2 separate regions of the Homo sapiens genome follow, and region 2 is linked to region 1. The links are chromatin loops, found by intact Hi-C in ENCODE. Cell type or tissue: GM12878. All regions are shown on one strand. Each heading gives the region's core, and the rest is flanking DNA. Links, peaks and the distances in the headings are about the cores only.

What was found. A loop is a pair of places that touch in the nucleus more often than their neighbours do. Peaks named below come from ENCODE experiments on the same cell type or tissue, not always from the same donor. Only the 100,000 strongest peaks of a DNase experiment are listed, where the experiment ranks them.
Region 2: it touches region 1 in a loop (9-fold over the local background); 6 of 110 quality-filtered maps call a loop at or near these places.

What each region holds. Positions count from the first base shown.
Region 1 is chrX:119,778,124-119,782,996 of GRCh38, forward strand. No RefSeq gene overlaps it. Among named protein-coding and RNA genes, the nearest start is that of SNORA69, 6.9 kb to the right of the region's middle. In GM12878, for the core only: a CTCF peak has its summit at 1,775; no DNase peak of the experiment used is centred there.
Region 2 is chrX:119,617,389-119,622,261 of GRCh38, forward strand. It overlaps SEPTIN6 (septin 6), which reads right to left. Exons shown (of 11, transcript NM_145799.4): 11 at 1-2,663. Among named protein-coding and RNA genes, the nearest start is that of NKRF, 13 kb to the left of the region's middle. In GM12878, for the core only: a CTCF peak has its summit at 2,867 (motif pointing right); a DNase peak (open chromatin) is centred at 601; H3K4me3 peaks cover 319 bases; H3K27ac peaks cover 2,423 bases.

The DNA.
Region 1 (4,873 bases), core at 237-4,236:
TGGGAGGCTGAGGCACAAGAATCGCTTGAACCCAGGAGGCGGAGGTTGCAGTGAGCTGAGATCTCACCATTGCACTCCAGCCTGGGCAATAGAGCGAGACTCCATCTCAAAAATAAATAAATAAATTAATAAAATAAAATATAAATATGCACTTCACACTACGGACATACATTGTTTTGGCATCAGCCATATCAGACCTTTTTTATTTAAAATATGTAAGTTCAGAATATTTTCCTTGGCCTCTGTGAATACTTCTCTATCATTGTGCTTATAACAATGTGTGATAATTGTCTATGTATTTATCTCCTTGACTAGATCCATGCCTTTCAAACTACACAAGCAACCTATTAGTGGGGCATGAAATCCATTTTTTCAATGAAATGGGATAAAATAAAAACATAAGTATGCATTGCACACAAGTAAGTATGAAATCAAGAAACTTGCAGGATTGCAGGATTGTGTGTGTGTGTGTGTGTGTGTGTGTGTGTGTGTTGTGGCCACTGGAATAGATTGTGAGATCCTAAGGGCAGGGTTCATGCCCAACCTATTCACCACTGCATCCCCAGCAGCCAGTGCACTGTTTGGCACATGTAGGTGTTCTGTAAATATGTGTTAAATGAATGAAATTTATTCTTGAATGCTCCTATTAAGAGATGAACATCCTCATCTTCTTGGGACCCTTCACCCTTTCCTAAGAATAGTACTGGGCTCGAGACTTGTACTTCAGGGAGTCTTACAGCAATGTATTTATTATTCATCCATTTTCAGTTTTCAGTTTGGGTCTACATATCTACACCAGTGTGAAATTTCTGTTAACTGCCTGCCGGAACAGAAACTATCTACTCCCTCCCCAAATATGTCAAGAGTAAAAAAGGAGGGAGAGAGAGAGGAAGAGAAGGAAGGAAGGAAGGGAGGGAGGGAAGGAAGGAAGGAAGGAAGGAAGGAAGGAAGGAAGGAAGGAAGGAAGGAAGAAAGGAAGGAAGGAAGGAAGGAAAGGAGGCAGGGAGGGAAGAAACAAATATCAGTTATAGGTTTATATCAGAAACTCTTTTTTTTCTATTTTATATATATATATTTTAAATACGGATGGGGGGGGCGGTCTCGCTGTGTTGCCCAGGCTGGTCTCGAACTCCTGGGCTCAAGTGATTCTCCTATCTTGGCCTCCCGAGGTGCTGGAATTACAGGCATCAGCCACTGTGCTGGGCCTATACCAGACATTCTTAAAGATTGCTATTATACAATAGGCCAGGCAATTTTAACACACCATCTCATTTAATTGCCAAAGCAAGTTATAGCACAATATTTACCCCATTTTACACATTTTACACATGCTCAGGGAGGTTAAGTAACTCCTCTAAAGTCACCTAGGCTGGGCACAGTGGCTCACACCTGTAATCCCAACACTTTGGGAGGCCGAGGCAGGCGGATCACCAGAGGTCGGGAGTTTGAGACCAGCCTGACCAACATGGAGAAACCCCGTCTCTACTAAAAATACAAAATTAGCCAGGTATGGTGGCGCATGCCTGTAATCCCAGCTACTCATGAGGGTGAGGCAGGAGAATCGCTTGAACCCGGGAGGCGGAGGTTGTGGGGTGAGCTGAGATCGTGCCATTGCACTCCAGCCTGGCCAATAAGAGTGAAACTCCGTCTCAAAATAAATAAATAAATAAATGAAAATAAAGTCGCACAACTACTAAGTGAGAGGTATGTATTTGATGTGAACTCAGGCCCGGCCAGCTCCATAGCTTTGTGAGCGCTCCATGTCGCTCTGCTGCCCCCATGCAGTTAACCAAAGCACCTACACGAAGTGTTTTGCTAAGACAAGACATCCTATGAATAGGACATTTTCTCTATCAATCTATGCGGAACTGACCTATGTAGACACAACTTAAGGTGTTTATGATGCAGACATCATCAGTGGAGTTCATCAACTTTTGGTGATTTGTAAATAAACCAGGAACTCACTCTACCATCAGCATGCCTTCTTGAGTGCCACACTTTAAAATGCATATTTCATTAATTTCACTTCAGGTGTAGGTGTTTGCTCGGTTATTTTCATAAATGAATACTCATTTCATTTATTTTGAGACAGGGTCTCACTCTGTCACCCAGGCTGGAGTGCAGTGGCACAAACCTAGCTCATTGCAGCTTCAAACTCCTGGGCTCAGGCGATCCTCCCACCTCAGCCTCCCAAGTAGAAGGACTACAGGTGTGTGACACCACACCTGGCTCATTAAAAGGATTTTTTTTTGTAGAGATGGGGTCTCACTATGTTTCCCAGGCTGGTCTCAAGCTCCTGGTGGGCTCAAGTGATCCTCCTGCCTCAGTCTTCCAAAGTGCTGGAATTACATGTGTAAGTCCCTCTACCTGGCCTTATTTTATTTTAAAATAAAGTCATAAAGTTATATTTTAGAATAGTTTTAGATTTACGGAAAAGTTGCAAGAATATTAGAGAGTTCCTGTATAGCCTGCACCCAGTTTTCCTATGGTTACTTTATTTTTAAATATTTAATTTAATTTAATTAATTTATTTTGAGACGGAGTCTTGCTCTGTTGGCAGGCTGGAGTGCAGTGGCACGGACCTTGGCTCACTGCAACCTTTGCCTCCCGGATTCAAGCAATTCTCCTGCCTCAGCCTCCCGAGTAGCTGGGACTACAGGTGTGTGCCACCATGCCCGGCTAATTTTTGTATTTTTAGTAGAGACAGGGTTTTGCCATGTTGGCCAGAATAGTCTTGATCTCCTGACCTCGTGATCTGCCTGCCTTGGCCTCCCAAAGTGTTGGGATTACAGACATGAGCCACTGCGCCCAGCCAACAAATGCATTTATTGTACCTCCTTCATGCCAGATGCAGTTTGTTGAAAGCAAAGTGTAGCGAGCAAGACATACCCTTCTGGATCTATCCTTGTGGAGCTCACAGTCTAGCAAAGGAGGCAGACATCAATTAATTGACCACACATGTAACCTTATAGTTACAATTGTGAAGGAAAACTACAGGGTAATTTAAGAGGTAGTAAGCAGAAGAACCTAACTGGACTGGAAGAAGAGAGGGGGAAGTCAGGGAAGGTCTCCCTGTGGAAGTGACAAGCAGGTTGAGACCTGAAGAATGAATGGATGTTAACCAAATGAAGAGGGAGAACATTCCAGGACAAGGGAATGGGAGGTGGTACTTTCTGTTTTGTTTTGTTTTTGAGACAGGGTCTCACTCTGTCATCCAGGCTGGAGTGCAGTGGTGCAAGCTGGGCTCACTGCAACCTCTACCTCGCGGGTTCAAGCGATCCTCCCCACCTCAGCCCCCCAAGTAGCTGGGACCACAGGTGTGCACCATCACGCCCAGCTAAGTTTATGTATTTGAGGTAGAGACGGGGTTTCACCATGTTGCCCAGGCTGGTCTCGAACTTTTGAGCTCAAGCAATCCACCCGCCTCGGCCACCCAAAGTGCTGGGATTACAGGCATGAGCCACTGCGTCCAGCTTACCTTTTTCTTACCTGTAAAATGGAAGAATATCTAGTGGAATTGATCCTTTTCTCTTTTTAAAAACTTTTTACGGCCAGGCATGGTGGCTCACGCCTGTAATTCCAGCACTTTGGGAGGCCGAGGCTGGTGGATCACCTGAGGTCAGGAGTTCGAGACCAGCCTGGCCAACATGGTGAAACCCTGTCTCTACTAAAAATACAATTAGCTGGGCATGGTAGTGCAGGTCTGTAATCCCAGCTACTTGGGAGGCTGAGGCAGGAGAATCGCTTGAATCTGCGAGGTGGAGGTTGCAGTAAGCCGAGATTGCGCCATTGAACTCCAAGAGCAAAACTCTGTCTCAAAAAAAAATCCAAAAAACAAAAAACAAAAAAAAACAAACAAGGCTCTGCACAGTGGCTCACGCCTGTAATCACAGCACTTTGGGAGGCTGAGACAGGCAGATCGCGAGGTCAGGAGTCCAAGACCATCCTGGCCAACATGGTGAAACCCCGTCTCTACTAAAATACAAAAAAATTAGCCAGGCGTGGTGGTGCGTGCCTGTAGTCTCAGCTACTCGGGAGGCTGAGGCAGAGGAATCACTCGAACTCGGGAGGCGGAGATTGCAGTGAGCCGACATTGCGCCACTGCACTCCAGCCTGGCGACAGAGCGAGACTCCTTCCCAAAAAAAAAACAAACCTTTTTACCTGGGAGCATAGACTGAAGTTACCTTGAAAATACACTCCTGGAACTAATCCTTTACAGACATCATTCAATCCTTACAAACCTGAGGTAGTCAGGTATGACTGGATATAAAAGTCTTCTAAGAGAGCAAGGTCCCACAGTTGGTTCAGTGATGAAGCTGGGATTCAACCTTAGGCTTGCCTGCAAGACCTTGAGGGGTTACTCTGTCCCTCCAAATTAAAACCCTGGAGTTGGAAGAGAACTGGCATCAATTTAGCAGCTTATGTTGAGCACCAACTCCATGGCAGCTCAGCCTGATTTTATCTCAGCCTCCCATCACAACGTCCCTCTCCCTGTGCCAACATATGGTGCATCTGTGCTGGGGACTGACACCAAAACGTTCTTCCTGCTCACTCCCTACTCCTCATCTCCTTTTCCTAGTCAGGCAACTGAACCAAGTGCTTTGGTGCATTATTAAATTTCATCCTCACAACCTTCTGAGGGAGACCCCATTTTGCAGATGAGGACGCTGAGGGCTTACAACTGGTGAGTGGTGGAGAGCAGGGTTTTGTTTTGTTTAGTTTTGAGATGGGGTCTTACTCTGTGGCCCAGGCTGGAGCGCAATGGCACGATCTCGGCTCACTGCAGCCTCCATCTCTCAGGATCATGCGATTCTCCTGCCTCAGTGTCCCGAGTAGCTGGGACCACAGGCATGTGCCACCACGCCCGGCTAA
Region 2 (4,873 bases), core at 456-4,455, 160 kb before region 1:
GGTTCGATTTTTGTTCACCAAACTTCCCTGATTATAAGGGTCACCTAGGGCACCTGTTACACACAGTCTCCTGGACCCCGTTCCAGCCTTGCAGCATCACTGGGTCATTGGGTTAAGGAGCTGGCCCGGCATGCCTTCGTTTTGCCAGCCCTCACCCAATCCATCTTCAGATGTTTTTCTGTGGAAAAAAACCTCGAGGGTCTTCTAATACTAACTAGTCAGTTACTCTGAACATCAAAAGACCTCGTATCCAGGAATGTAACGTATATAAACAGATTGAATCCCTTTGTGAAACTGATTGGGAGTCAGGAGGCATGAAAATTAGTCTGGCTTCTGCCTCGAAACAGAAGTGGGACCTCGGTCAAGTCCCTTCCCTTCTCTGGGCCTTCATTTCCCCTTACGGAGTAAGTAGGTTATATCGTCTTACTGACTAAAATGTCTCCCTTAATATAAAACTCCTCCTTAGTTTCTGAAGGTCTCTCCAAGGCTGTGTGGGTCTAATACTTTTGAATTATTCAGAGCTTCTCAAGCCTTAACTAGTTAATCTGTACACAAATGCAAATGAGGGCGCCTCCGGTTTGTAATGCAAATAATTACCGGGCGGCGGTGTGGGGAAGTGGTGGTTACCGGTTGGTTGTTTAAGCGTGAATTTCTGGGAAAGCAGCTCTGAAGCTGGACATAGAATCATCAAAGTTGCAAATATGAAGCCTTTCCCAAGGAGACCTGACAGGCCTAACTCAGCATCTCTCTGAGCTACTGGCTGAGTATCTGAGCAGATTTTTTTTTTTTTTTTTTTGGTCGTTGGTTTGTTTCTACCTCCAAGCATATGGTCTTCAAAAAAATACTCCACTGTAACTTGAATTTTCCCAAGAAACTGGCTTGTGCTTTGGCAGCATCACCTTCATACTTGCTCTGGTCACTCACCAATCAATAGAGCACCAAACCTACACAGCAAACCTATATTCTTGCTTTGTCAACAAGAAAAGTGCGTGCATATGTTTGCTTTTCATTTTTTTCTTTTTGCTTCCTATTATGATCTATAATTGAAGTGAGAAATCCCCTTCCCCTTCTCAATACTTCAAAAAGGCCTGGAAATTTGGCATAACCTTGTTTGACTGTGTGCTTTGAAAGTAAGTGATCAAAAAAAGAAACTCTAAAAAAAAAATAGAAGTAGGTGGTCATGGTCAGTGCCAGTGGGGCTGGGAGGCAGGAGCAAGTTGCGGAACTCAAAAAGAAGAAGTGAGCTTGAAGTACATGGCAGGATAGGGGTGGGGGGCCTCGCTGCCTGGCACCCCAAAGGAAAGCTGTCAGTTAAAATAGGAACCTCGGCTTAAAAGGCTAAATGGAGTCCAGTCCAGCTGTAGCGGGGAATACTATTCAGTACACAGCCATGGATTACTGCAAAGGAAGGGCAGAGAGACGGCATGTTAGCCACAGATCATTGCCAGGTCAACTCCATCTCTCACACTGTCACTGGCCAAACACCAAAGGCCACTGTGCCTCATAACCCTGACAAGGGAGGGCTCTCTACTTCACAGAGGTTCCCAAAGCCACTATCAGATGGGACCCATGATAAAAACTTAGGGCTGGAATATTTTTAAACTCTCAACTCCTTAAATTGGAAAGAAAGTTAAGGGCCTTTTCTTCTCTCCGGCCGAGTCTCATCTCTTCTTATTGGGGGATGCATGCAAAATGCATGTTAAAAATCATCATGACATTCACCAAATGAACTAGAAGACTCATCAGAGCAAACCCCCAAACACTTGATTCTTTTGACAGCTCAGTTTTCCAGCCTACAAAGTGGGATTTATTATTCCTGCTACTGGCCTCACCTTATTGGGACAGTATGGAGCCCTTCCGGAAATTACCCCCCGAGATGCTGAAATACCTCACAAGAAGAATTCGGTAAGGCTATCATTCAAGACTCTAGGCTGGTAATAATATTCAGGTTTATTCTCCCTTTTGCATCTGTGGGATACCCAGAGTTAGAGAGAGGGGAAACGTCTGCTATTTTCTTCAGCAGTTGTGTTTTATGGGAAGGGCTTGGTGTAAATAAATGCGTTGCCGATTTTGAGCACAGCTTGAGTGCAGTTACTTCGAGTGAATGAAAACTGGAAAGGGCTGGACTCAAAGGTTAGAAGGAAAAGGCGCCAAAGGCTGTCCTTTTGAAACCCTCTAAGAAATGGCTGTGGCTCCTGAGGATGAGGGTGGGGTGGACCAGGGAGGACTAGTGACTGGGATACAGGAGACCAAGGGGACAGCTGTGCTGATCGGTGGTTACCCAGCCATGGTGGTTGCAAATACCTCAGGGAAACTAACAGCAACCAGAACTGGAACAGGGGAGCTGGTGGGAAAGAGTAGCAGATGGGCCCCCTGACCATGTCACACCTCTGGCAAAGATGTGGGGGAAGACAGGGGGGATGGCTGGGGGTGCTGGGAGGGGGACTGGGATGCAGGATGCATCTGCGAGCCACATGACTGTTGGCTTCTTGACCAGCGGCCAGACATCACCCTCAGATTCTCAGGTTTCTATAAACCTTGGCAGGAAGAGAGGAGAGGGCGCGGGTTGGATTGTATGCCCCCCAGGCATGTTAAGGGGGAAATTAGAGAAAGGGAGGCCCAGCTCTGTTGCGCAGGAAAAGGGTGTCTACAGGAAGCCCAAACTGAAAATGAAAAGAGAAGCTGAGTTAATGAATGGATAGATTAATGTACCAAAAAAAAAAAAAAGTCAGAAGAAAATTAAGTAATGAGGACTAATGGCTAAATTAGAATATAGCTATGTTAGATGGTCTTAAGGTCTTATTGCATTGGCTCCGGGGAACATGCTTTCTCTCTCATACACTCCACACACACTCCCACATGATGGCAGCAGTGGCATTAGCCAGCAAAATAATGATCAACAACCACAAAAATACATTTTATCTTTCTTTCTTTTTTTTTTTTTTTTTGAGACAGAGTCTTGCTCTGTCACCCAGGCTGGAGTGCAGTGGTGCGATCTCGGCTCGCTGCAAGCTCTGCCTCCCGGGTTCACGCCATTCTCCTGCCTCAGCCTCCCCAGCAGCTGGGACTACAGGAGCCCGCCGCCACACCCGGCTAATTTTTTTGTATTTTTAGTAGAGACGGGGTTTCACCGTGTTAGCCAGGATGGTCTCGATCTCCTGACCTCATGATCTGCCCGCCTTGGCCTCCCAAAGTGCTGGGATTACAGGCGTGAGCCACTGCACCCGGCTCTTTTTTGTTGTTGTTGTTGAGATGGAGTTTTGGTCTTTTGCCCAGGCTGGAGTGCAGTGGCCGTGATCTTGGCTCACTGCAACCTCCATCTTCCAATTTCAAGCGATTCTCCTGCCTCAGCCTCCTGAGTATCTGGGATTACAGGCGCCTGCCACCACGCTCGGCTAATTTTTGTATTTTTAGTAGCGACGGGGGTTTCATCATGTTGGCCAGGCTGGTCTCGAACTCCTGACCTCAAGTGATCCACCCGCCTCAGCCTCCCAAAGTGCTGGGATTACTGGCGTGAGGCACTGAGCCCGGCCTATCTCTTCTTAATGACTAGGTCCTGACTAGTGTCCCCCACCACCCACCCCCAGCACCACCACCCACCCCCAGCACCACCACCCAATACCTTGTACAGGAATACCTTCCACAAATCTCTAAGTGGCCTCAGGCCACTGGATAGAGCCCCAGGCTCTAGCCACTGCATTTCCTGTCCCATTGGGAAAGTAGAGGAGGCTGAGGTTTCACCCCAGGAGATCCTTAGAGCTGTCCTAGTCAGCTAACTGGTACTCTGGGGCAAGACCTGTTTGCAGAGCATATGGGGATGATTGCAGAACTCTGTTCTAGGGTCCAGACCACAGTTACCTGAAAATGTGAACTATGGAAACCCATCATTGGTTTGTGCTTAAATAATACTTTGACCTCTCTTCCATGTAAATTTCATTCCTGTGACATAAATACAGCAAGTAGAACTGATCCCCATTTCATATGAGTAGACCAAGAAACACAGAGAAGTCAACAGACTTGCCTGTGGCTGCAAAGAGTCACAGCTGGGCCCAGAGCTGGTGTGTGTGTGTGTGTGTGTGTGTGTGTGTGTGTGTGTGTGTGTGTGTATTTTTATTTCTTTTGAGATGGAGTCTTGCTCTGTCACCCAGGCTGGAGTGCAATGGTGCGATCTTGGCTCACTGCAACCGCCGCCTCTGGGGTTCAAGCAATTCTCCTGCCTCAGCCTCCCAAGTAGCTGGGATTATAGGCACCCGCCACCATGCCCAGCTAATTTTTGTATTTTTAGTAGAGACAGGGTTTCACCATGTTGGCCAGGCTGGTATTGAACTCCTGACCTCGGGTGATCCTCCTGCCTCGGCCTTCCAAAGTGCTGGGATTACAGGCGTGAGCCATCATGCCCAGCCAACTCTCTTAAAAAAAAAAAAAAAAAATAGAGAGATAGGGTTTCACCATGCTGCCCAGGCTGGTCTCCAACTCCTGGGCTCAAGTGATCCTCCCACCTCAGCCTCCCAAAGTGCTAGGATTACATAAGTGAGCCACCTCGCCCAGCTTCCATTTACTCATCTTGCAAACTGGGGATTATTCCTTCTCTACCTCACAGACCTGTTGTAAGTATAAAATGAGATACTATACAAAAGACAAAAACAAAAACAAAACAACAACAACAAAAAAAAACACTTTGGAAAGTAATAAAAGCTATACAAATGCTCATATCTTATTTTTATTCTTTGTCTACTTCCTAGGGGAAGAGTAATCTAAAAAACACTGCAATGGCCTATGTTCTAGGTTTCATGGGAAGGCTGACGTATTTTGATGTGTGTATACTATCCATATACTGTGCACTCCTAAGGACCAATAATGATTGAGGTAGAGT